Regions from separate parts of the Homo sapiens genome. Here region 2 is linked to region 1. A link is a loop called in an ENCODE intact Hi-C map of the cell type or tissue named here. Cell type or tissue: endothelial cell of umbilical vein. All regions are shown on one strand. Links, peaks and the distances in the headings refer to the core of each region. The heading gives the core; the rest is flanking DNA. Region 1 holds the start of LOC124905223 (a long non-coding RNA gene). Region 2 overlaps MTM1 (myotubularin 1).

Region 1 (12,478 bases), core at 2,763-10,762:
AGGCTTAGAACTTGGTATTAATCTTACCAAGAATCAAAAAAAAGTTTTTTTTTCAGTTTCTTTTTCGGTTTCTAAGGGCCATTAGTGATCCTCCACCTCAAAGCTATTTTTCTTTTTCAAAAAGCGGAAATTTAAAATGAGCTGCTTGTTAAATGCTAACCTTTTAAATGTCAACATTTTTTTTCTATTAAAAGTTAAAGAATAAGTGAGACGACACTTTCAAATGAAGGTGACTTTACATTGTTCCCCTGGAGGAATGAGCCATCAGTTAGTGTGGTCAACCCCAAAACTTACGGGGATGCACAAGGCCGCCTACTTAAGATGCATCAGTAGTAGAGATCAATAGATACAATTTTTTTCATTGCTTAGTAACTGGCTTATGAAAGCTGAAGAGGCAATCATTTTCAGAAACCTCCTGTCAAGTTTTTTGTTTTGTTTTTTGTTTGTTTTGTCTTAACATATCTGAAGAGAAACAAGGAAACTTGCTGAAGTTAGGACACCCAAAATGAGCCCTTTTAAAAATGAAGTGCACAAATTATTTTATGCTAAGTTAATTAAGACAACCTACTTATTTGTCACTGTAAAGCAAGGCAAGGAATCTCATTGCGCTTTTCAAAGAACGTAAGAGGACAGAAATAAATCATTGTGTCGTGCTGCTTTAAGCTGTATCTCCTTATGAATACCTACAAACCCAAAACACAGAACACCATATGGAGCGAGCAGTCCAGTTTTGCGCACACAACAAACATGAAAGAGAAGTGCTGTCGCTCTACTACTACTATGTCCCCAGGTGAAAAGTTCGCAAAATGTAAACAAGATCTAGAGCAGATGAAACTCACGGTAGACTTGCTCCATTCAGCTGTGGCCCTAACACCTACAGCCAGCACTGTCACTGAGTGCAGGAGTGGATGGTGCAGAGCGCCAAGGGGAATCAAAGACGTGACCCTTCCATCCAGGTGAGCAAAGGATGAGTACTCAGAGGGCTGGACTGCACCCTCCCCTCCCCATCCTGTGCTTCTGACTCTCAGATCCACTTCTGACTCTCACTTCCAGCTTCTGACTCTCAGATCCACTCATGGTCCCATATCGTGGATTTATGGAATCCTTTCCCGAGTCTATTTGTACTTTTAGCCTGTTCTGTCCCTTAGGGATTGACAAATCCCACGATCTGGGCCTGCCCTGTAAAACAACTATGTGGGGCCTGACCTGGCTGCTTTTTAGCTTGAAGGGGATAGCAGAGGGTAGAATGCTGGTTACATTTAAAGCACCCTGCTCCCAGATCCAAAAGAAAGTTTCTGCTTTTTCCTAAGGAGTTGAAACAGTCTGGGATTTTATCTGATTTTGTTATTTTGCCTACAATGACAAACACTGCTTTTGTTTGTTTTATCATGTTGTGTTTTTTGCTAGATGAGTGTTTATCATGCCGGCTGCACCCATCCAAAGCAGTAAGGTTGTTGAAAGCCAAAAGCAGCAGAAAGGCCCAAAGAGATCACCCCACCTCACCCACAGGCTCACCTCTGCAGGTGTCTTCAGACAGCTGACTCTTAACTCTCATCTCAGCAACAGTTTCTAAGATAGAGAGTGGAATAAAGAGTCAGCATTCATCCATTTCTTCGATGTTTTCTCCTTTACCCCATGTGAACCAAGTTTCTTGGTAACGTGCAGCTAGGACTCACACAGACGAAAAGCACAGAGCCACAGGCCTTGGCTGGGTTATTGGAGCTAGGTGCACAGGAAAAATAAAAGTGGGTGCTCCAGGACATTATATATATAGTCCTGGGCTAAAGGTGGCCTTCAGGGCCTGAAAGATGGATAGCTGTACCTCACTAGGAATTATCCCACCTCTTGCTTTGCTTGTGGGAGCTTTCAGTTTGCAGCTAAAGGCTCAGGTTCCGGCCAGCTTTTTCCCCTGTAGCATGCTACCAAATCCGGCCATCTTCCAGTTTTGAGCAGAGGAGGTGAGCGTAGCTGTGGAGACACATATTCTTCTGCAGGCCCATGTCGGGGTGGCCCATGAAGAGAATTTGCCAAAGCCAGCTGGCTCAGCAGACCAACAGATGAAGGTGGACTACTCATTTGCAATTGTGATTAATGATCATTTATTTCCATGTGACAAAGCTTTGAACGATGTGGGAGGCCCTCACCCATCCCTGAGTGGGAATAACTGGGAATGATTCCATGACCCTTTCCCTTTATCTGGCAATCCTTTCAAAGATGAGCTCTGGAAAATGTGAACAGACAATGCACTCCACTATAGCTTTCTAGTTTCACATCTTCAAACACCAAAATGTTGACACCCATTGGGATGGTTATTATAAACACATACACACAGAGAGAGAAAATAACAAGTGATGGTGAGGATGTGGAGAAATTGGAACCCTTGTGCATTGTTGGTGGGAATGTGAAATAGTGCAGCCACTGTGGAAAAAAGTACGGCAGTTCCTCAAAAAATTACACAGAGAAATACCGTATGATCCAGTGATTCCACTTCTGGGTATATGCCTAAAAGAATCGAAAGCAAGGCTGGACACAGTGGCTCACACCTGTAATCGCAGCACTTTGAGAAGCCGAGGTGGGAGGATCGCTTGAGGCCAGGAGTTCAATGCCAGCCTGGGCAACATAGTGAGATCCCACCTTTACAAAAAATTACAAAAATTAACCAGGCATGGTGGCGTTGCCTGCAGTTTCAGCTACTCCGGAGGCTGAGGTGGGAGGATTGCTTGAGACCAGGAGGTTGAAGCTGCAGTGAGCTGTGATCACTGCCCTGCACTCCAGCCTGGGTGACATAGAGAGACCCCATCTCAAAAAATAAAAAAAAAGAAAGAAAGAAAGAGAGAAAGAAAGAAAGAAAAAGAAAGAGAGAAAGAAAGAAAGAAAGAGAGACAGAGACAGAGACAGAGAAAGTAAGAAAGAAAGAAAAAAGAAAGAAAGAAAGAAAAAAGAAAGAAAGAAAGAAAGAAAGAAAGAAAGAAAGAAAGAAAGAAAGAAAGAAAGAAAGAAAGAAAGAATTGAAAGCAGGGGCTCAACCAGTTATCTGTTCATAGCAGTTTTGTTCACAATAGTCAAAAGAGAGAGACAACCCAAATGTCCATCAGCTGGTAAATAAATTAAAAAAATGCAGCATGCCCATACAATAGAATATTATTCAGCCTTAAAAAGGAAGGAAATTCTGACATGTGCTATAACATGGATGATCACTGAAGGCATTAAGCTAAGTGAAACAAGCCAGCCACCAAAGGACAAATATTGTATCATTCCACTCATGTGAGGTCCCTAGAGTAGTCCAATTCATGGAGAAAGGCAGATAGAACTGTGAGTGACAGGGGCTAGGGGAGGGAGGAAATTAGGAGTGCATGTTTAATGGGGACAGAGTTTCAGTACAGGAAAATGAAAAAGTTCTGGAGATGGATGGTGGTGATAGTTGCACAACACTGTGAGTGCACTTAATGCCACTGAATTGCACACTTAAAAATTGTTAAAATGGTACATTTTATACATATTTTTACCACAATGAAAAAGTAAAGGCTGCAATTTTAAAACACTTGCTAGTCCTCTCCTAATCAAAAGCAGTCTTTTCTTTTGCAATAATATTAGTGTACAATCTAAAAGAAGCAGCAAGCTGAACTGCTCATTTTCCATCCCTGGTAAGAGCAGTATTTACTGCACATCCACTCATCATGTTGTATGGGCCATCTGGGTTTTTTGTATGTCTTACTGAGGTGCATGTTTGTTAAATGCACAGGCATAACCAGAAATAACTTTCCTGGAAAATTGAGCATAATGGCTGTCCCTCTCTTGACATTTTGGAGAAATGATAATACGTAGGTGGGGGAAACAAAGAAGTGACTGTAAACAAGAACGGACATTATCTCTGCTTCTGAATGAGATGAGAAACCCACTTGCTTCATTAGCTCTCTGGTATATCTGCAAGTCTGGAAACACCGGGATGACTCACAGTTTGCTGAGTAATACAGGAGCCGACAGAATGCTGCTAGTGACTCGCCATCTCTGACTGGCTTTCTGTGCAAACTGTCACTCTAGAGCAAGTGCTAGGCCTTGGAATAGAGTTCTGAAAAAGGTTACGGTTCTCAACTACAGGGAGAACCAGCTCCTAAGGCCTTGACACTGGTACACAAAGTAGGACACCTCTGACCAATGCCAAAATGACTTTTAGAAAGTTCACACCTGGTCATTGTGTCCCTGCTCATGCTCCAGCTCACAAGATCTCTGGTTTCTGCCTTTCAGGGTGTGGTGATGTCCACTTCTTCATCAGAGTTCTTTGTGACTTGTCTGCTTCTCCACTTGGTAGTAAACTCCTCAGGCATAGGAAGACGTCTTCGCTAGCTCTGTAATGTAAGCTGAATGATCCTTGGAATGAATGAGTAGAATATAGAGGGGAATGAACCAATGAATGAGCTGTATCTGCTAGCCATTGCGGAATGCTAAGTTTTGGAAACTGTTTTGAGCATTTTAGAGGAAGTATTGATAGACACTCTCAGTCTTCAAGGCTTGGAGGCCGATGAACCCATATTCTTGCACTGGGCAGAAAGGAGAACTTTGCATCTGCATGTAGGGCCCATTTACCCACTGACCATGATGCATTTCTCTGGTCCAGTTAAGCTCCTTATCCTTCTATAGCACTTGTGCAATGTCTGAAAACATGTGATTTCTTCAACTTCCAACAAGTACACAATTTTATACCGCCAGTGGTAATTTGTCCTGGTGGTTCTGTTGTTTCTGCTGTTGTTGTTGTTGTCGTCATTTAATGCAATTTACAAGGACAAAACAAAACTTCTGGCTGCCATTTCACATACCACAGTGACAGCTTCACATGGTAAGAAAAGCCAAAAACAGCTAGTTTCGAAATTCAGGCCACTCATTTTATTACTTTTCCCTGATTAAGATTCATTCATACCACTTTGGGGTGGTGCTGATATTCCTAACATAAGCCAATCGATTTTGGTCAGTTCTGAGAGCAGTGAGTGGTCTTCACTTACACACAGTGTGTTTGTAACTCTGCTATTTCTTTATGACTAGCACAGTATAAAGTGAACGTTTTTGGAAGGCTGTTAAGCATATGTTCTCCTGGTAGGCTTAAATGTGACTTATAAAAATACTTGATAGTATATGAACAAGCTCCCACTACTGGTTTAAACCAAAAAAAAGAGGTTTATTTTACTAGTTCATAAGCACAGATTCTACATTCTTTGTGAGAATTATCTTTTTAGGTTTTTGTTTTTATTTGTTCTTATCATTTTGATAGCCATTTTAATCATTTCTTTTATTCTTTTGTTTGCTTTGTTGACTTTTAATTTGGAAATGTCTGCTTTGGCAGAATAATTACATCACAAGGAGGCCCTTTCCCCACCCACCTACCCAGAAAGGTCTCCTGACTCCCTTATGCTCTATGAATTGCCCTAGTTCAAGATTGATACAGATCAAAGCAGCAGAATGGGGTTGAAAGAGCAGCCTCTGGCAATGGCCTTGACCATGTCAATTCCCTGTGCATTCATATAGATCTGGAATCATGTAGATCTATTCTGCCCAGCTTGTTCCACAGCAGCTGGTGGGCAGAACCACTCTTCCAAGCCGTGTAGTTATTCTGCACTGCAAGAGGCAAGATTACAACCGAGGACTCATTCATTAATAAAATTGTTTAAGTTGGCTTTCTGAATGACAACGTGGTCTCAGGAACTTAAAAGACTTCACCAAGTCCCTGCTGCAAACAAAAAGTCTGCATTGTGATTTGTCAGAGCTAGATTGACATCCAGTTTAGAGTTTAGAATCCTTCTCCATGCCCCACTTTTGAGACAAATTACAAATCTTGAGGTTCATCAACATTCTAGTACAATATGACCCCCCAAGGTTTAAGAGCCCTTTAGAGATTTGAAGACAACTGTGATGTTCCCACTAACTCTCCCTCCTTCCCCCAGTTCTTTGCCCCTATCTTGGCTGCTGGCCTCTGAACTCATCACAGAGCACTGGAGTGAGGGCCTCTGGGTAAGTAAGGCTCTGCTAAACTGATCAAATGCTCCACGTACATTTGTCCCAGTAGAGAGGAAAGCTCCTCTTTTCCAAACAATCTACTTTATTCCTGCTCCCCTACATCCCACTTGCAAGGGTAGCAGCCACATCCCCCATCTGTCCTGCCCGAGCTCATTGTCCAAGCCAACTCCAGCTCAGAAATTTCCCCCAGAGAAGAGGTTCCTGAAGGCTAAGCATTGCTCTGTAACCCTGAACTTGATTTATGTCTATTTCTCACTCTCTCATTATATAAAGTTTTTCAAATAATATTAGACTAGGAATTGAGAAAGAGAATGAGCTCTCACAATTGTTTCTAGAGCCATCACAATCCTACCCAGCAACACCTTTTACGGGCTTTTAATTTTTTTGTTTACAGTTATTACCTTTGAAACCAAATCTTGACTTTCTGGTATGCTCTTGGACTTTTTAAGGGATTTAAAAATTCAGGAGTTTGATGCCAATAATTGCTTTTATGAGCTAGCATTGCTTCTTTTCTATAGATGAATCCCATTTTAAATCATCAATTATTTTCTTCACAGAAACCCACAAAGTACATATTCTAGTTTGCATCAGAATTGAATATGACCCAGAAATTCTTAATGTTATTAAGCTAGACTATTGTATCTAAAATGTGTATCACATTCAACTAATGCATATTGAAGATCTTGAGTACCACACTTGAGATCTGAATGAAGAGCCCAGGATTGTGATATTTGATCCATACTGAATGTATTTGCTAGAGTGCATTGTACAGATGGTTCAGGTGTGTTAGATTTGTCTCTGTAAATGAATTGGTCAGTAGATAAAAGAACATGACTCAAGGCTGAGCAGGGTTCAGCAGGCCCCAAGCTTCATCATTAAAAATCGGGTGTTTTTTAATATGAGGCTGGCTGTGTAAAGCAGACCTCATGAACTCAGGGGTCTGAGAGGCCAGGCCAGATTATCAGTTGGGATGTTTTCAGTCCCAATTAGCAGACAGCGCAGTTCACACTGGCTTAAACAATAAAGGGGACTTACTGATTCCTGAAAGTTAAAGTCCAGCGGTTGGGTGGACTTCAGGGTTGGTTTGAATCAACAGTTCCTCAGTGTCATCAAAGATGCTGTTTCTTTCTGGCTGTCTACTCTGCCTTCAGTGGCATGAGCCTCATCCTAAGGCTGGCTCCCCCTTGTGGGCACAAGATAGTGCCAGCAACTCCAGAGGCTACAAATTTCCTCCTGCCCCATTCAGAGAGCAGGAGAATGGCTTCTAGAATCTCTGTCAGAAGAGCCAGGAAGCTTCTTTCCCAGAAGCCCCCCCAGATTTCATGCTTTTTAGTCTGAATGGATCCAACGCCTACTAGCCTACTGTGCTGCTTCATGTCAGCTGTGTCCCCCGCTAGAACCTTGTGTGGAGCCAGGTTCCTCCTAAGCACAGAGGTGGTATGGGCCAAACGAAGCTGCCTAAATGAAAATGGGGAAAGGTGTCAAGAGAAGGAAGACTTAGTGCTGGCAACCAACAGTATTTGTTGCAATCAATCTCTTGGCCATCCTCATTCATACACACCTTCCTTCCCACGCATACACCTCCCAAAATGCCCACACTTAGGGAAAACCTATTTACCCCTTTCCCAAAGGGATCCAACTCCAATCCGGAAACCCTAGGTGATGTGTCATCCTCTGAATTTGGTCAGTATATAGCTCTTCATGTTTCAGGGACCACTGGTCACCATGCTCACCTTGGCATAGAAAGTAAGAGTGCAATAAAAAGAAAAAAAAATTTCAATTGGGAAAGAGGAAGTTGGAAAGCAGCACACGGTGGTCACTGATCCATCATCCATATCACATCCTGCTGGACAGCAGTAGCAAGGCTTGACCAGGGGTCAGACTCAGTTTCCTATTCTGTATAATGAGAGGATTGGATTAAATTAGTGGTTCTCACATTGGAATGTGGCCTGGAGAGCTTGTTAAAATGCAGATTACTGGGTTCCATCCCCAGAGTTTCTGACTCCACAGATACAGGTGGGGCCCTGGAATTTGCATTTGTAATAGATTTCCAGGGGCTGCTGCTGCTGCTGCTGCTGCTAGTACAAGGACACCCCTGCCCTTCCACTTTGAGAACCTCTGATTTAGATTATCCTTATGGGCCCTTCTGATTCTGACATTTAGGACTCAGGGATTTTTCTTAGCTATCTCTTCTGCTCTATACTGACTTATGATGGATTGTTTTATAAATGGGACACACCCAACTCTACTGTGTGAACAACTTAAAAACATATCATGGAATTCCTGCTTTGGTTTGTAATCTAATTTTCAACAATTGAGGCTGAAAATGAAGGACACCTTACAGCTTCAGGAAAGTAAATTTTCTGGAATTGAAGAAATTAGAAACAGAAAGATAAAGGCTTTCCCATCCTCCCCAACCCCATCTACTACAGCACAGCGGTCTGTGGGATGATTCCACGTGACTGCAGAAAGCAGCTCTTTTCCCAAGGACATCCAACATTTTGCAAGCATTCTCCCTATGTGACCCGGGTATTCATTGGGTCTTAGAATAGGAGTAGCACTGGGTGAAGCTGTGACATAGATCAAGTTGGTTTAGGAATTTTGCCAACTTTCTTCCCCAGGGCCCCTCACCTGGCCAACATCTATTCATCCTCAGGTCACAGCTTAAACCTCATGTCCTCCAAGGAGCCTCCTCTAACCAACGCCCCACCCCAGCCTAAGTCAGGTTCTCCTGTTCTTTGTTCTCTAGTGTCCTACAATGTTCCTTTATAGCACTTACCAGCCTTTGTTAAAAATCCTCACTGACGTGCTCCACCATCTGCCTTGTCCATCAATGTTTTCACAACACAGGTCCTGGATCACTGTAAATGCTCAGTAAATGTGTGTTGCACAAGTGCTATCAAAGGCAGACTGGGAGCAGATTCCAGTCACAGTATTTTATTACAGTGGTGAACTATCAAGCAATCTATATAACACATCCCACAGTGTATGATTATGCATGCTCCAAAGGAATGAAACATAAGTCTTCAGAAGACACAAACACACAGCTGGAGAGTCCCAGTGTCCCTGGCATCTACAGCCAACTTTTTCATGGCCCTCCCCCTTCTCTCTGGGAAGCTGGTGCCTTCCAGTGCCCAAGGTATCTCTCTACCAGGCACCCTGGGCATTGGCCCAGCTCCCTCTTCCCCCATGCCCATTTGGGTTGTTGATTGACACTTAGGTGAAGACAATAGAAGACCCTCCAGCTTACAGAGTGCCCAACTCAGCAGGGCCTGGAGAGCTAATCTGGGTCAACACCACATTTTTCCCCTGAGAAAGTGGGAGTCCAGCAAGGCTGTAAAATGATGAGCTCCAAATAACAGCCTGAGTCTCCTGACTTCTGGCTGCATCTTGAATGCATCTGCAGGCAGCTTCAAATGTGAGAATAAGATATGAACTTATGACACTCTATAGTTTATCACCATTGCTATAATTCTCTGCCACTAAATATAATTTTACCATTAAATCAAACCAAACCAAACACTTAAAATAATTTCTTTAGAGAAGCCAGATTATTTATTACAAATAACGTCTACAAACTGACTAAAAGTATATCCCACATATATTGAATTTGAAGACTGTGCCTAAGTTTAAGGTAATTGATGGATTCCATTCTCATTAGATATTCACACATCAAAAAAGTTGTCTGCTTTCCCAGGCACAGTGGTAGGTTATGCTTATGCTCATCGTTTTTCTTCCCAGAGCTGGCTCTTCCTTTGAAACAGACCCATATAAGCCACCCATTTGCTGGGTCGCAAGCCCTTCATGAGGGAGAGAGAAGTATGGTGGGACACCAGCACCTTCTCTACAGAAACGAGCAGCATGTTTGCTAAGGGCTGCTGGACTTTGGCAGGTAGAGACCATCAGAGGACTCAACTGAATCCCCTTTTATCAGGAACCCTAGGAGAGTAGAGTTGTCAGGAGTTTCCCCATGACTTACATTGTCTTTTTTAAAACAACCAATTCATGACTGAGGTGAAGAAGGAAAATAACAGAAAAATATATCTAGCCCAAGAAATCTACAGAATAACAATAAAACTCAGGCAGAAATGAACCCACTGATCTGTGAGCCAAGTGCTTAAGGGAGGGGTTGGGGCACTTCTCATGTGGCTCACTGTCTTAGTCAGTTCAGGCTGCTATGACAAAATACCATAGGCTGGGTGGCTTAGAGACAATGGAAATGCATTATGCATAGTTCTGGAGGCTGGGAACTTCAAGATCAAGACACTGGCAGATTCAGTGTCTGGTGAGAGCTCTCTTCCTGATTAGTAGATGGTGCCTTCTTGCTGCATTCTCATGTGATGGAAGAGTCAAGGTAGCTTCCTTGGGCTTCTTCTTATAAGGGCACTAATCTCATTCAGGAGAGCTCCACCCCATCATCTAATCACCTCCTCAAGGTCTTGCCTCCTAATGACATCATATTGTGGGTTAGGTTTCAACATATGAATTTGGGGGGACACAAATACTAGGTAGGTGCAAAAGTAATTGCGGTTTTTACCATTAAAAGTAATGGCAAAAACCGCAATTACTTTTGCACCAGCCTAATATTATACCACAGCTCTCTCTGTGGTTGTTCACTGGGGCAGTGGGGGTGTGGCAGAGGGGTGAGGGAAAAAGGGTTCCCTCGATGTTTGTGGTAGAAAGAAGAGCTAGGTAACCAAGTACTCCTTTTTGTCTGCTTAGGTCTGCCAAAAGTCAGGCACCCGTATCGGGTTAGACATTCAAGGAATGTACTGGGGGAAATGCCTGTGAAAGATAAACAGGGAAGAGCAAGAGAAGGTGGGGAGAGACTCAGACCACAATGCAGGTGGTCTGTGACAATTGGGGCGAGAAAGAGGATTGGGTAAGAAGAGTCTCAGACAGTAGCACAGTTCAGGAAAAGTTCAACCAGGCCAATAGAGAGTCCTTGAGCCAAAGTCACCTACTGGAGGAGTCCTGCTCCTCACAGAAATGGGCCTGCATTACTATGCTCACCATGTTCAGTCATTGGCCGGGAGTACAGCCCAGGCCAAGTGCAGCAAAAATGATGGATCTAAGGGGGAGGCTGCTGGAGGCAATTATGTTTCCCATGGCAGGAGATGTCAGCAGCCACTGGTATGGTCACCACATCCTTCCATTGGTAGTTGTGGGTGGGAAGGCAGAGTCCCTGGCAGGCAGTAGACAGCTACAGGAACAGAAACTGGTGGTAGAATTAGACTGACTACTTTGGATAACAAAGCCAAGGCTGGCTTGACTGGCTGATAGCTAGACTATTTCTTTGTTACTTTGTCACTCAGTGTTTAGATTGTTGTTTTTCCCCCTTTCCATTGTTTGTCAAATTCCCCATCTGAACCCAGGTCTGGAAAAATAAAACCCTATGCATTTGGAAGAACTTTAAAATGAATTAGCTTTTAGGCTTTAGTTGCCATCATAAGCATCTAGAGATATTCAGGCCTCGGAGTTGGGGCAGACTGGAGAAACTAAGGTTATTTGAGAAATAAGCACACTGAATATTTGGCTTCCTAATTATTCTACAAGGAGTCTAAGTTTTGCCTGCCTTGTGCCTATGAATCACTATTTCTTAATTTTCTTAGTTTCACAGAATCAGAGGACATGAATACTGAAAGATATTGGAGGTTGTCTAGTTCGACTACATCATTGTAGGGAAACTGTGGCCATAAAAGGGGAAGGTACACCAATATTCCTTATGAATCAAGACATAAAAATCTTCAACAAAATACTAGCAAACTCAACCCAGCAACATTTGTATAAAGGATTATACACCATGACCAAGTGAGATTTATCCCTGGAATACAAGGCTGGTTCAGTCTATGAAAAGCAATCAATGTAACACACTATATTAACAGAGTAAAGGACAAAAAATGCATGATCATCTCAATAGATGTAAAAAGGAAAGGGACTTTCTCAAGTTCACACGGCTAATGGCAAAGCTGAGATTAAAACTCAGGTCATCTGACTTGTAGGCCAGAGTTCTTTATACTGGTGAGGGTAGGGGTGGAGGGCTGAACCGGACCTTGCAAGACTGTCCACTGCACTGAATCCTGTACTGAGGGATTTCTGTTTGTTTTTTCATCCTGTCCTCACAACACCCCCAAGCAGTGGGCTCCGTTGTTATTCCCCCTCCTTTTGCATGAGGAAACTGAGGCTTAGAGAGGTAACACTGGTTGTCTGAGGTCATACAGCTGCCAAGTATATGAGGAGCTAAGCCTAGATTTCAGGTCTCCTGCCTTGTCTCTGATATTTTCCAGTGCCCGCCACTGCTCTCCTCACTCAACAGTGCCACAGGATTAACCTGGTTCCATTGGTTCTCAGATCACCTACTGCCAAGCACAGTGGATGGGCTTTTTGTTGTAAGTGGATGGGAGTGCCCTCCAAATTCTCTGGAAGAATAGCCTCCTCTCCTGTGCCAGTGTGTGACAATTCTCAGAGCCCC
Region 2 (12,085 bases), core at 4,028-12,027, 100 kb after region 1:
AAGTAGTCCTCCTGCCTCAGCCTCCCAAAGTGCTGAGATTTCAGGCATGAACTATAGCACTGGGCCAGTATTTTTATATTTCAGTGTTCATATGTTCATTGCTAACAATACAAATATAATTAATTTTTATATTGGCTTTGTGTTTTATGCAGCCTTACTAAATTTACTTATTCTAGTAGTTTTTTTGTAGTATTCTTAGGATTTTTTTTGCATACATGATTATGTTGTCTGTAAATACAGTTTTACTTCTTTTTTCCAATATGTTATGTGTTTTGAACTTGCTAGAAGCTCTAAAAGATGTTAAATACAAGTGATAAGAGTGACCGTCCTTGCCTTGTTCCCACTCTTATTGGTGAAAGAAGAAATGCTTTCTAAGTGTGATGTCAGCTGAAGGTTTTTCATAGGTGCCCTTGACAATTCCTGATTTCCTGAGGGTGTTTTTAAAAATCATGGATAGATGTTGAATTACGTTAATAGAAGCCACGTCTCAGATACAATCTTCAGGAAGATAGCACACCTCATGAATAGTCTTACTGACTATACATATCACCACATTTATACCCATTCTTAACCACCACTACCCAGCTTTTCCTCCTAGTGTCGATAACAGAATTTCCATCTGGATCTTGGGAATTCTTTGTGGAGCAGCATATACTGCTCCTTCAAAAGACATAGATCTTCTCTGCGAGATTCACATGTATCATTATTTTAGAACTGGAATTTCTTCATCCTCTCTTTCCTTGCCATTCTTTTAACACTGGTTTTGGTTCTTCTTCATCTTGCCTTTTTTATTTCTGCCTTTTTTTTTTTCAGGTTATTTCTGCCCCATCTGTGAAACCTTGTCTGCCAATAGTGCCAAGTTATAAAAATATGTACGTTCAGTCCTTTCACCTTCTTCTGTAACAAGGATACGTGGTTGTTTGTATTTGTGACTGGAAGAAGTAACTGCTCCAAGTATGAAGATAACTATTGTCCATACTCTCTAGGTCATGGCAAGTCTTTCTCCTTCTGATTCTCCCAGGATCCTAATTAAGCCATCTTTGGGGATTCCCTTTGCATACTCCTTCTCTACTATGGCAAACTGCCTGTTGGGCAAGCTGCTACTCCTACTGCTTATCTCTGCTAACCTTCAAGGTCAACCTGCTCTTGCAAGTTAGGACTAATTAAGATGTATCAAGCCCAACATTCTCAACAATCAAAAGACCCTAGGCAGCGTTCCAAAAGCCCCATGTAGAGGAAGGTCAGGAAGTTCCAAATCCAAATTATTCAATGTATTTTGGAACTCTTCTTTGGATTGACTTCAGAGACCAGGCACCTTTAAAAAAATATCCTCGCACCTTTAAAAAAAATATCCTCAAAGGCTCTAGGCCAAAATCATTTTGTATCACCTCTATTAATACATAGAATGGGCACCGGTGCTGTATGGAGCATTGGTTTTGGTTTAAAAATTAAGATATGGTTAAAGTTCATGAGATGGTACCTTATGTAGCTTTAAATTCCAAAGGCAGTTTCAAAAGAATAATTCAAAGAATACTTTGAACAGTGGCCACATTGCTGGAATTTGTGTACACCATCAAAGGGGACTACTTTGAAGAATAACTCAGCTATATATGATCTGACAGGCTTTTTAACAAATGCCTCATTACATGATAGTTGCACCTCATGGGGTGTTTTGTGCACTAGTAATAAAAACTTTCTCCTTTTAAAAGATAGTTTTAATAAAGACTAAGTGGATACAAATAAATAGTAGACAATCAAGGGTTGTGCTGTTTCAGTGACTCACAGACATGGATTTCAGGGGAAAAAGCCTATTTGTTGACTCATCTTTAAAGTGAAGTCTAGGGTTCTTCTTTGTGACCATCAGATTTTATCACGTGGATGAAATTCCGAAAAGATTTTTTTTATCCAGCTGTGCAAGCAGGAGGCATGATGTCCTCATTTTAATATGATCATCTATGAGAGAATGAGAATGACAGATATCTATCTGTTAGTGGATGAGAGGGCCGGTCAGATTGCCTAGATTTCAGTTCCACCTTTGACAGTTATTAGCAGACAAATTGTTTAACCTTCCTGTTCCTTGTGTTTGTCAGTTGTCATATGATGATAGTAATACCTAGTTGCCTTTTAAGGTTTTGGTGGGGATTAAATGACTTAATCTGTGATTAGAACAATGTCTGACAGGTAGTAGATGATCTGTAAATGAAAGCCGTGATCATTAGCATAAGCAGATACTCTGTTTTGCTTTAATTGTATCACCTCTGTTATTGTCTTTATTACTATTTAACCTTTTTTATACATATTAATTATCTTTATTGTTATCTAAACATTTGTTTGTCATCTTCCCAACTCAGTTTTTAGCTCCTTGAAGACATATCTCAAATTTTTTTGGTTGAGGGGAGGGGGAACTCTCCATTGTGGTCCAGAGTAGCTGCCCACTATATAGTTACTGATTGTGAACTCTTTGGAAACAAGATTTAAATAATGATATATGCTGAGTTAGGAGTATCTCAGAATGACTGGCTTGTTGTCATTTCATTATTTCTTCTAAAAAACCATATTATTATTTCAGTACTAGTTAATTTCATAGGTATTCATTGAATGCTTATGGATAGATTGACAAATGAAATTGTTCTGAATGTAACCATATGTTGACATGACCATTTTATAGATTGTTAATTTCTGTAGCCAACCTCCTGCCTATTATGGGTTGAATTGTGTCCCCTAAAAAGATATACTGAAGCCCTAGTCCCTATTTCCTCAGACTGGGGTCTTGTTTGTTACTGCAGTTGTAGTTAGTTAAGATGAGGTCATGCAGCACTGGAGTAGGGTGGACTCCTCATCCAGCATGACTGGGGTCCTTATGAAAGAGGAAAGCACCATGTGAAAACACAGACACACAGGGAGAAAGCCATGTGACAACAGGCAGAGAGATTGGAGTGGTGAAGCTGCAAGCCAAGGAATGCCAAGGATTGCAGCCACCACCAGAAGCTAGGGAGAGGCAAGGAAGCATTCTCCCCTAGAGGCTCCAGATGGCACATGGCCTAGCTGACACCTTGATTTTGGACTTTGGGCCTCCAGAACTGTGAGAGAATTTATTTCTGTTCTTTTAGGCCATCCAGTTTGTGGGACTTCTTTACAGCAGCCCCAGGACACCAATAGACTGCCCATCTGCTTGAATTAGAGTGTTGACAAGCTTGGGATTTCATTTCAAACGGTGGATTTGCCTATGTTTTCATCTATTATCCATCTTCTCCAGATACTTTGATTTAAATATATAAATATAAATACATATTTATATATTTAAATATAATTTATATAATTTATAATTTATATATTTAAATATATATTAAATTATATATATTTATATATAAATTATAAATTATGTAAATTATATATTATATAAATTATAAATATATATAAATTATATATATTATATAAATTATAAATATATATAAATTATATATAAATTATAAATATATAAAAATTATATAAATTATATATAAATTATAAATTTATATAATTTATATAAATTATATATAAATTATAAATATATATAAATTATATATATTATATATAATTATAAATATATATAAATTATATATATTATATATAATTATAAATATATATAAATTATATATATTATATATAATATAATATATATAAATTATATATATTATATTATATATAATTATAAATATATAAAAATTATATATATTATATATAATTATAAATATATATAAATTATATATATTATATATAAATTATAAATATATATAATTTATATATATTATATATAAATTATATATATTATACATAATTTATATATAATATATAATTTATATATAATATATATAATTTATATATAATATATAATTTATATATATTATATATAATTTATATATAATATATAATTTATATATATTATATATAATTTATATATAAATAATTTGTATATATTATTTATAAATATATAAATTATATATATTATATAAATTATATATTATATATAAATTAATATATATTAAATTAATATATATTTAATATATAAAATATATATAAAATATATATTAAATATATATATTAAATATACAAAATATATATAAATATATATCAAATATATAAAATATATATTAAATATATATTAAATATATATATATATTTGATATATATATATATAATATAAAATATATATTAAATTAAAATATATATATTAAATATATGTTAAATATATAAAAATATTTTAAAAATATATTAAATATATATATTAAATATATATTTCCCATACCTGATCTGGCAGCAAATATATTTTTATATATGGCAGCAAATATATATTTTCATATATATATATGAAAATCTGGCACAAAAATACGGTTCTTATATGCATGCTAGGAATGGGAGACGTTTCCAAAGATGCTTATAAAAGCACTGTTTATAATTGAAACCTGGAAACAGCTCAAATGATCACTGGGAGGAGAATGGAAAAACCAAGTGCAAAGCAGTGGACTGCTATGCAGCTGTGAAAATGAGTGGAACACAACTATATGCATCAACATTTATGACTCTCTCAACACTATGTGAGAAAAGCAAGTGGCAGAAGAATATATAATGATTCCATTTACATAAGACTTCAGAAACATGGAAAATCATATTATTTAGGGATGTATACATGTGGAAAATTTTAAAGATATGCAAGGGAATTATAAACCTAAAAATCAGCCCTAGGGAGGTAGGTTGGAGTACCTTTAATGACTGATGACTAACTTCTCCAAAGTCATGAAAGTTTATGAGGGTGATGCTACATTTGTTTCTTCACGGAATACTGAGTACCCAAACTGTGCTTTGTGCTGGTGCCAGAATGGAAAACATGGTCCTTGGCCTTAGGAAGTTCTAGAAATCTAAGAGACGGGACACAAAATATCAAGGCATAAGTACAGGGTAAGAAATGAAATACAATCGTCCCTTGGTATTTGCGGGAAACTGGTTCCAGGACTCCCGAGGATACCAAAATCCTTGGAGGCCCAAGTCCTTGATATAAAATGGCATAGTATTTGCATATAACCTTGCATATCCTCCTGTGTACTTTCAGTCCTCTATAGATTACTTATAATACCTAATACAATGGAAATGCTATGTAAATACAAATAAAAATTAGTATTTGAAGTATTTTTCTATTTGTATTATTTGTATTTGTATTATTTTTTGTCATACTGTTTTTTGTGTTTCTTCCCAAATATTTTTGATCCGCAGTTGGTTGAATCCCTAGATGTGGAACTCCTGGATGTGGAGGGCTGACTATATTAGAAATATGTATGGTGTACAGAGAAGTGGAGAGAGAGAGAGAGAGAGAGAGAAAGAGTGTGTGTGTGTGTATGTGTGTGTGGGGGGAGGTCAGGAAAAGCTTTCCATGTTTTGAAGTAGGTAAATGCCAACAAAGCATATGCCAACGAAGCCCCTGCTTCTGCCTTCAAATGAGAGTACCTAGAGGAATTGTTTCAAATGGCAGGTTATCTCCAACCTTTTCTCCTCTCTTCAGTTTTCTAGATACTGTGCACATCCACTCTAGAGTTCCTTTTTTCCTCCCTCCTCCACTACTGATTCTGCTCAGAAGAATCTTCATCAGTAATGCCCAATGCCTGGGCTTTTCTTTGGGGTCCTTTAGCCCAGACCTGAGAAGGTTCTTGGAAAGTAAGGAGATGTTTTGATCTGGCACCTTTGTTACTATCATAGTTATAACTATTTATACGTTTCTATTCTTCAACAATTACTGTTTTAACTTTTGCTAAATAAGTTACTGTTTACTTATAAATTTAAAATGTACTTTTTGTGAATAGTTCTCACAGGGGAAAATAGTTCAATAAAATGCAGTTTTTTTCATTGAGCAGATCAGCTGGGTTCATGAGTTTTGGAATTGGCAGATGCACGGGAACTTGATCTTGTTCCTATTTTAAAACTTTGTTTACTGGCAGGTATTTGACTGTTAAAAAATCCATTGGTGAGTTTAATGATCTGTTTAAATGTGTGCAGTATTGCTAGGTAGCCTTTGTACATTAAAAACAGATAACCTGATAGTAGTTGACTTTTCTAATAGTTTACTTACCATATCACTTTCAATTTATGAATAATTTCTAAAGTTACCCTGTTCCATGGCCACAGCTCATGCCACTAAAGCCAATCAGCTGTCTTGAAGATGTGCCATTTGTCGTGAGGGGACCAAGAAATAGGGTGAAGAGATCAGCCCAAATCCATCACTAGCCACTGGAAAAAATGATTCAAAATGCATTCTCCACTGAGTCTGAATTACATTATTTTTAGCCAAAGGTCTTTGCAACATTTAAAGAAATAGGGGTAGGTATATCATCATGTTTAAAATGAATTGTAAATATCAAAATTATACAGAGAGTGAGATTTTAAATGAAATACTATATAGCATCATATAATTTTCAAAGAGGAATCATCAAACCAAATACACTGTAGCCCTAAGATTTGAAGTGACCAAGACAAATCAAGAAGCTCTAATGCTTCTGTTACATGTGTCTATGTGGACAGTAAACCGCTTACTTGGGGGATCCTTTTTTGGAGTAAATATAGTTAGATTTGTAGCCTATTTTTAGATATCTGAGCCTGAATAGAAAGTAATGAGATGAGATCTGTATGTTAAGTATTTCACAGAAAGATTCCCTGGGCTAGGAGTCAAGTGTTTTCTTTTTTTAATGGAAGGAGGCATATTTGAAGGTAAACTACTGTAAGGCTGATTGGAGTCTTGGCAAGGTTAGATTGATCATCTTAGAAAACCTGTGTGCAGAATGGTTAGGCAATCAAGGATATGGTATATTTTGTGGACAACCAACCTAACATATTAGCACCAGTTTGGGGAATGACTTAAGAGTTCACTGGGCTGGGTGTGGTGGCTCATGCCTGTAATCCTAGCACCACAGGAGGAGGCCGATGTGGGCGGATCACTTGAGGTCAGGGGTTCAAGACCAGCCTGGCCAACGTGGCGAAATCCTGTCGCTACTAAAAATACAAAAATTATCTGGGCATGGTGGCGCACATCTGTAATCCCAGCTACTCAGGAGGCTGAGGCAGGAGAATCACTCAAACCCAGGAGGCAGAGGTTACGGTGAGCTGAGGTGGTACCACTGCACTCCAGCCTGAGCGACAGAGTGACACTCTGTCTCAAAAAAAAAAAAAAAAGCATAAAGCATCTCTGGTAGGAGGAAGGGAACTGGTATTTGAGCATCTTTGTTATGCCATCTGCTGTGCTATAATTTTACCTGTTCCTCATGACAGCACTGTGAGGGCTGGCGTCACACCCATTTTACAGACTGGAAACTGCAGTAATTAAGTGAGAGAATTGGGATCTGAGACACAAATTGGTCTGAATACAGAATCCCTTCCTTTTTTTCAACTGTATCACACTGTTTTGTAGGTGGGCGCATAGTGGCATTTTGACAAGCTCTCAATGGTGGGGTTAATAGCTTGTTTTTTAGTTTAAGAGAATATGATTATTATGTACTTCGGCTGAAGACGGTTCACATGGGAATTATTTTAACAGCTTAATGCAGGGCGTGACAGCCTGTTTTTGTAAATAAAATTTTATTGGAATATAGCCCATCATTTATTTACATATTGCTGCTTCAGTGCTACAACGCAGTACTGAGTAGTTGCAACAGAAATGTCTGGGTATCTGGCCCTTTACACGGAAAATTTGTCAGTCCCTTGTTCAAAGGAAAATGTATAAAAATGAACCAAACTTCTGCTTTTGCAGATCATAGTTTATTTTCATGTGAGTTGAGCACTTCTTCCCCCCAAATAAACAAATATATGTGTTAAATTGATGGTGTACCTGGTCTCAAAATGGCTGGAATATGAACATTTATCTTGGTTCACAGTGATTTGGTTGAGGACGTCTCAAGGTATGTTTCATTTTTTTGCATCCTAGGTGGCCTACAATCCAAGCTACTTTAATGCAAAAAATCAGAATAAATTTATAGTAAATCCTGTGTTTACTGGCACTCCAGGTACAGAACTCTGTGAATGGTTCTCATTGGGGGTGACGCTCCCCCTAGAGGCCAAATTGGAAATGGGGGCATGTTTTGGTTATGGTGTAATTCATTGAAAAATACATTATTTTATTATAAATCACTGTCCTTTTATTTCTCCTTTATATTGGAGTTAGTACAGTATATTGATTTTGTATCATGTTTAGATTGAGGATATCCATGGTTTTCATTTCAGCCTAGCAAAGGGGACTTTACAGAAATTTGTTTTATAAAAAGGGAGTTTCGGGTCTGATGGTATTGAGCACCACTGCCAAAGAGATTTGGCATCTTTTTGAAAACAGACTTCTAAGTAAGGACAACTACCTTAGAAAGACCTGGAATTCTGAACGGAGAGGCTGCTTGTTCTCTGACAAACTTTAGAAGTCAAGTTTTAAGTCTCAGTATGTTTCCATAAGCAGCATCTTTCCAGAGAAAGAGCATGATTGAACTTAACGTAAATGCCAACACAGAGTCATAAACCACATTAAAGGCTCATCAAAAGACAAAAGCTGCATACCTTTGTCACTGTTTTGTTTGTATACAGAAAAGTTCAGAAAAACCACTCAGGGCCATTGATCTCAACTCAGGTGACGATGGGAAATAGAGCTCTCCGTGGTGTTTACAGTTTGCTTGCAAAGGCCCTATGAGGCAGAGATCAAAATTATTTTCTAGTTCTGCTGCTTTTAGATTCTTAACATAAGCGTTAAAATGGCATGCATTTTTTAATGTTTTTAGTTAATGTGTGCTTCAGGTTTGTGTATTGTTGTTTTTCATATTCAACAGAAAAGGAAAAACAGTTCCTTAGTCTGGAAAAAGGGCGCGGTGAAAGAGGTTTTTGTATCTGCCTCCACAGATTCAACTGACCAATCCCAGCCCCCTGTACTGGGACGGCTGTACCTTAATTTGAAATGTTCATGGAAAAGTCTATAAGGGAAGATAGCATTACTCAAATTATTTTCAGTGCAAATCGTTTCAAAGGGGTACAAGTTAACCCTGCAGTTAACTACATAACAGTATATACACTTAAATTTGCTGCCCAGAACCACCCTGCCTGGACCATCCTGATCAGCCAAGGCCTTGTCGTACCATTTCAAACATGAGTTTGTATGAACTTGTGGCTTAAGTGAAATATTACACTGCCAACAACTGTTATGTTCCTTGGCCAATCCTTAATTGCCCAGTTCATTCACTCATTTAACAAATACCTGTTAAGTATCTTTTGGGTGCCAGGCACTGTTACAGGTGCTGTAAATAAATAAAACATAAAATTCTTGGGGCTTAGAGGCCCCAAAGGTTGGTTGGCTAGGTGAGTTGAGTTCTCTTAACTATGTTTCTTAGTCTCAAGCTGTTCTACTGAGATTGGGACCAGTCACGTGCAACCTGGTTTCCTTCCAGAGACCACTTAGAAGCACTTTTCTGTAGGTAGAAGGGACTCTGCAATGCAGGGAGACCTAGGCTAGAGTTGTCCCTGCCAGTAAGTCACTCCAGGACCTTGTCACACACCCTCTAGGCCCCCCGCATCTCCTCTGTAATAGGAGAGGGTTGGGCTTAAATCATCTCAAAGGTTATTTTGGGGGATCAAAAGTGATAGAAGTCTACCTCTGGTTAGAATGCTGTAGTTAACATATATATACGGAATCAACTTTTAATTTTTGCTTTAAAGCCAAGGTAGCCAAAAATCAACATTTTTTTGTTTGTTTTTTAAATAAAAAGGATAAAAAAACTTGATTGTTAGGGCTTTGGGATGAAATACTCTGTAACCAAAAGGGTAGCTGATTTTTGTAGACTTCACTATAGCTTCTAATTATCATCCAACTGCCTTTACACTAACATAGTCATTTTATACACGAAGATATGGATGAGCTTTCTTTGCTTGGTAAGTTAGAGACAGCCCAGGGCTTGTACACACCTGTCTAGTACATTTTCCAAAGTACTACACTGCTTTCCATTTTCCTATTAGAGTCATTATTGTCTTTTTTTTTTTTTTTTTAAGCAAAAAGCACTTTATAACTGAGTGGCTGCTAGCCATGCGCTATCCCTGTATTAGTTAACTTTTCTCCTAGTATTTCCAAGGTCAGGACTAATTTGTAGAATTGGCTAAGACATTGGCATTCACTAGCTATCCTTTTGTGCTCATAAAAATTAAAAATTTTAAAAATACTAGTAATTTGTTAACAGATACACTGTGTGGTTCCAAGCCCTGCATGAATGTATTAATTCATTTGTTTCACCTAATAATGTTGATGTAAAATGGGGGTAATAGCAACCAAAGCCCAGAGAAGTTAAATAACCTACTCAAGGTCAAATGGTGAGTTGCAGAGTTGGAATTTGAATGTAGTCAGCTGCAACATTTGTGCACACCAGCATGATGCTGTTCCAGCTTCTATAATCTTCAGGGATCAATCAAAACCATTCAACAAAGAGAGGCTCACTGATGAGATTTTAAAGTAAGCCTCATTGTGGAACTGGCACATGTTATCTGGACCTTTGGATTTCTCGGATGTATACTTGATCCAACTATTAACAGTAGTAGTAGTGTCTGGTGTTCCTCTAAAAATTAGAGCTTTAGACATAAAGACTGCATATTGTTCGGTTTCATTTATATGAAATTCCCAAAGTGGGCAAATTTATAGGGATAGCAAATTCGTGGTTGCTGGAGGATTGGGAGTGGTGGGTGACTGCTAATGGGTATGGGGTGGGGTTTCTCTTTGGGATGATAAAAGTGTTCTAAAATTGATTGTGGTGATGGGTGGCACAACTTTGGATATACTAAAAACCTTTAAATTGTACACTTGAAAAGGGTGAACTGTATGGTATGTGAGTTGTAGTAAAACAGTTAAATGAAGGGAAAATGAGGGATTTCGTCCTTTATATTCATTTTAAATTGAAATTTTTTCATGAAAATCAGAAATAGCAGGAAGACTCATCATTCTTTTATGGCCCATGAATAAACAGGGTGGTGACGTTGACTGAGTTGACTGTACAACCAGGATTTTAGATTTTTTCTACTGACTTGATAGTAAGAATTTAACTTTTTGTTTTAAAATGTTGACTTACATTAGTGAAGCATTTTAAATATTAAAGTATCTATACTAAAAGGTAGTTTTATATCTGTTACTGAAGAAAATCTGCCCCTAATATATAGTCTTGTTTTGTCAATAGAAAAATTTCAGAGCAGATACATCTGACTTGCTCCATAGTTCATCTCATCCATTCTGCTATCTCTGAGAATAATGGGTTATTTTGCTTGGACATGAACTTAAGGTTAGAAAGGTTTTTCAAAGCATATTTTACGATTTTGTCTGAATTTAATTCATTTTAGTGTTATTCATTAATCTTTTTAAAAAGTTACTTTTAATTTTGCATTGTGCTACCTGTAGGTAGTTTCAGCTCTTCTAAGTTGAGTATCTCTTTCTATAAAGACGTATTTTGCTCTAATTGTTAATTTTCAAGCATCAGTGGTAGTTGCCTAGTTCCAGTGTTCTGGGATTTGGTGAACTAGTATACATGTTTGCCCCATCATGACATTTCACAGTATTGTATATTTGCCGCATAATCATTCACCAGATAGTTGTGAGTTCCAGTGTGCGCCAGGATACAGCCACGAACCAGACAGACACAAGCCTTGGCCTTGTAGTGTTGAACTCTCACGGGGGAATCCTGACAGTCCTAACCTTGTAAGATGGCCCCTATCTGGCCATCTCCCCACCTCTTCATCCTGGTGGCTGTCTTTTTCTGTGACTTCGTCACCTTTCTTGACTATTTCTTAAGGACAGTAGCCAGTACTGTGAAGCTGTTAAATCCCACTAGATTTTGTGCCAAGGTGTGTTAACCCATTTATGCCTAGTGTTCCACTATTGGAACGCTAAGCTTGTGGGAGTTATTTACATCCTGCTGCTCAAGGTCATCACCAAGGTCTGATTTTTCACAAAAATAATTTGCAACCTCCGGCATAAATGGGTTAATGTTCTCCATTGCTGGATTTTGTTAGTGTGTCTGGTTGCTCTTAATACAGCCTGGCAAAAAGATATTTATAAATATCC

The links. A loop is a pair of places that touch in the nucleus more often than their neighbours do. Peaks named below come from ENCODE experiments on the same cell type or tissue, not always from the same donor. Only the 100,000 strongest peaks of a DNase experiment are listed, where the experiment ranks them.
Region 2: a loop joins it to region 1, with 6 times the contacts of the local background. A loop is called at or near these places in 6 of 110 quality-filtered maps.

Annotation. Positions count from the first base shown.
Region 1 is chrX:150,479,027-150,491,504 of GRCh38, forward strand. All of the region lies in intron 5 of MAMLD1 (mastermind like domain containing 1), which reads left to right. It overlaps LOC124905223 (a long non-coding RNA gene), which reads left to right and starts at 3,472. Exons shown (of 2, transcript XR_007068346.1): 1 at 3,472-4,353; 2 at 5,934-12,478. In endothelial cell of umbilical vein, for the core only: a CTCF peak has its summit at 7,190 (motif pointing left); DNase peaks (open chromatin) are centred at 3,965 and 7,175.
Region 2 is chrX:150,579,736-150,591,820 of GRCh38, forward strand. The region is part of intron 1 of MTM1 (myotubularin 1); the gene reads left to right. Among named protein-coding and RNA genes, the nearest start is that of MTM1, 17 kb to the left of the region's middle. In endothelial cell of umbilical vein, for the core only: a CTCF peak has its summit at 8,068 (motif pointing left); no DNase peak of the experiment used is centred there.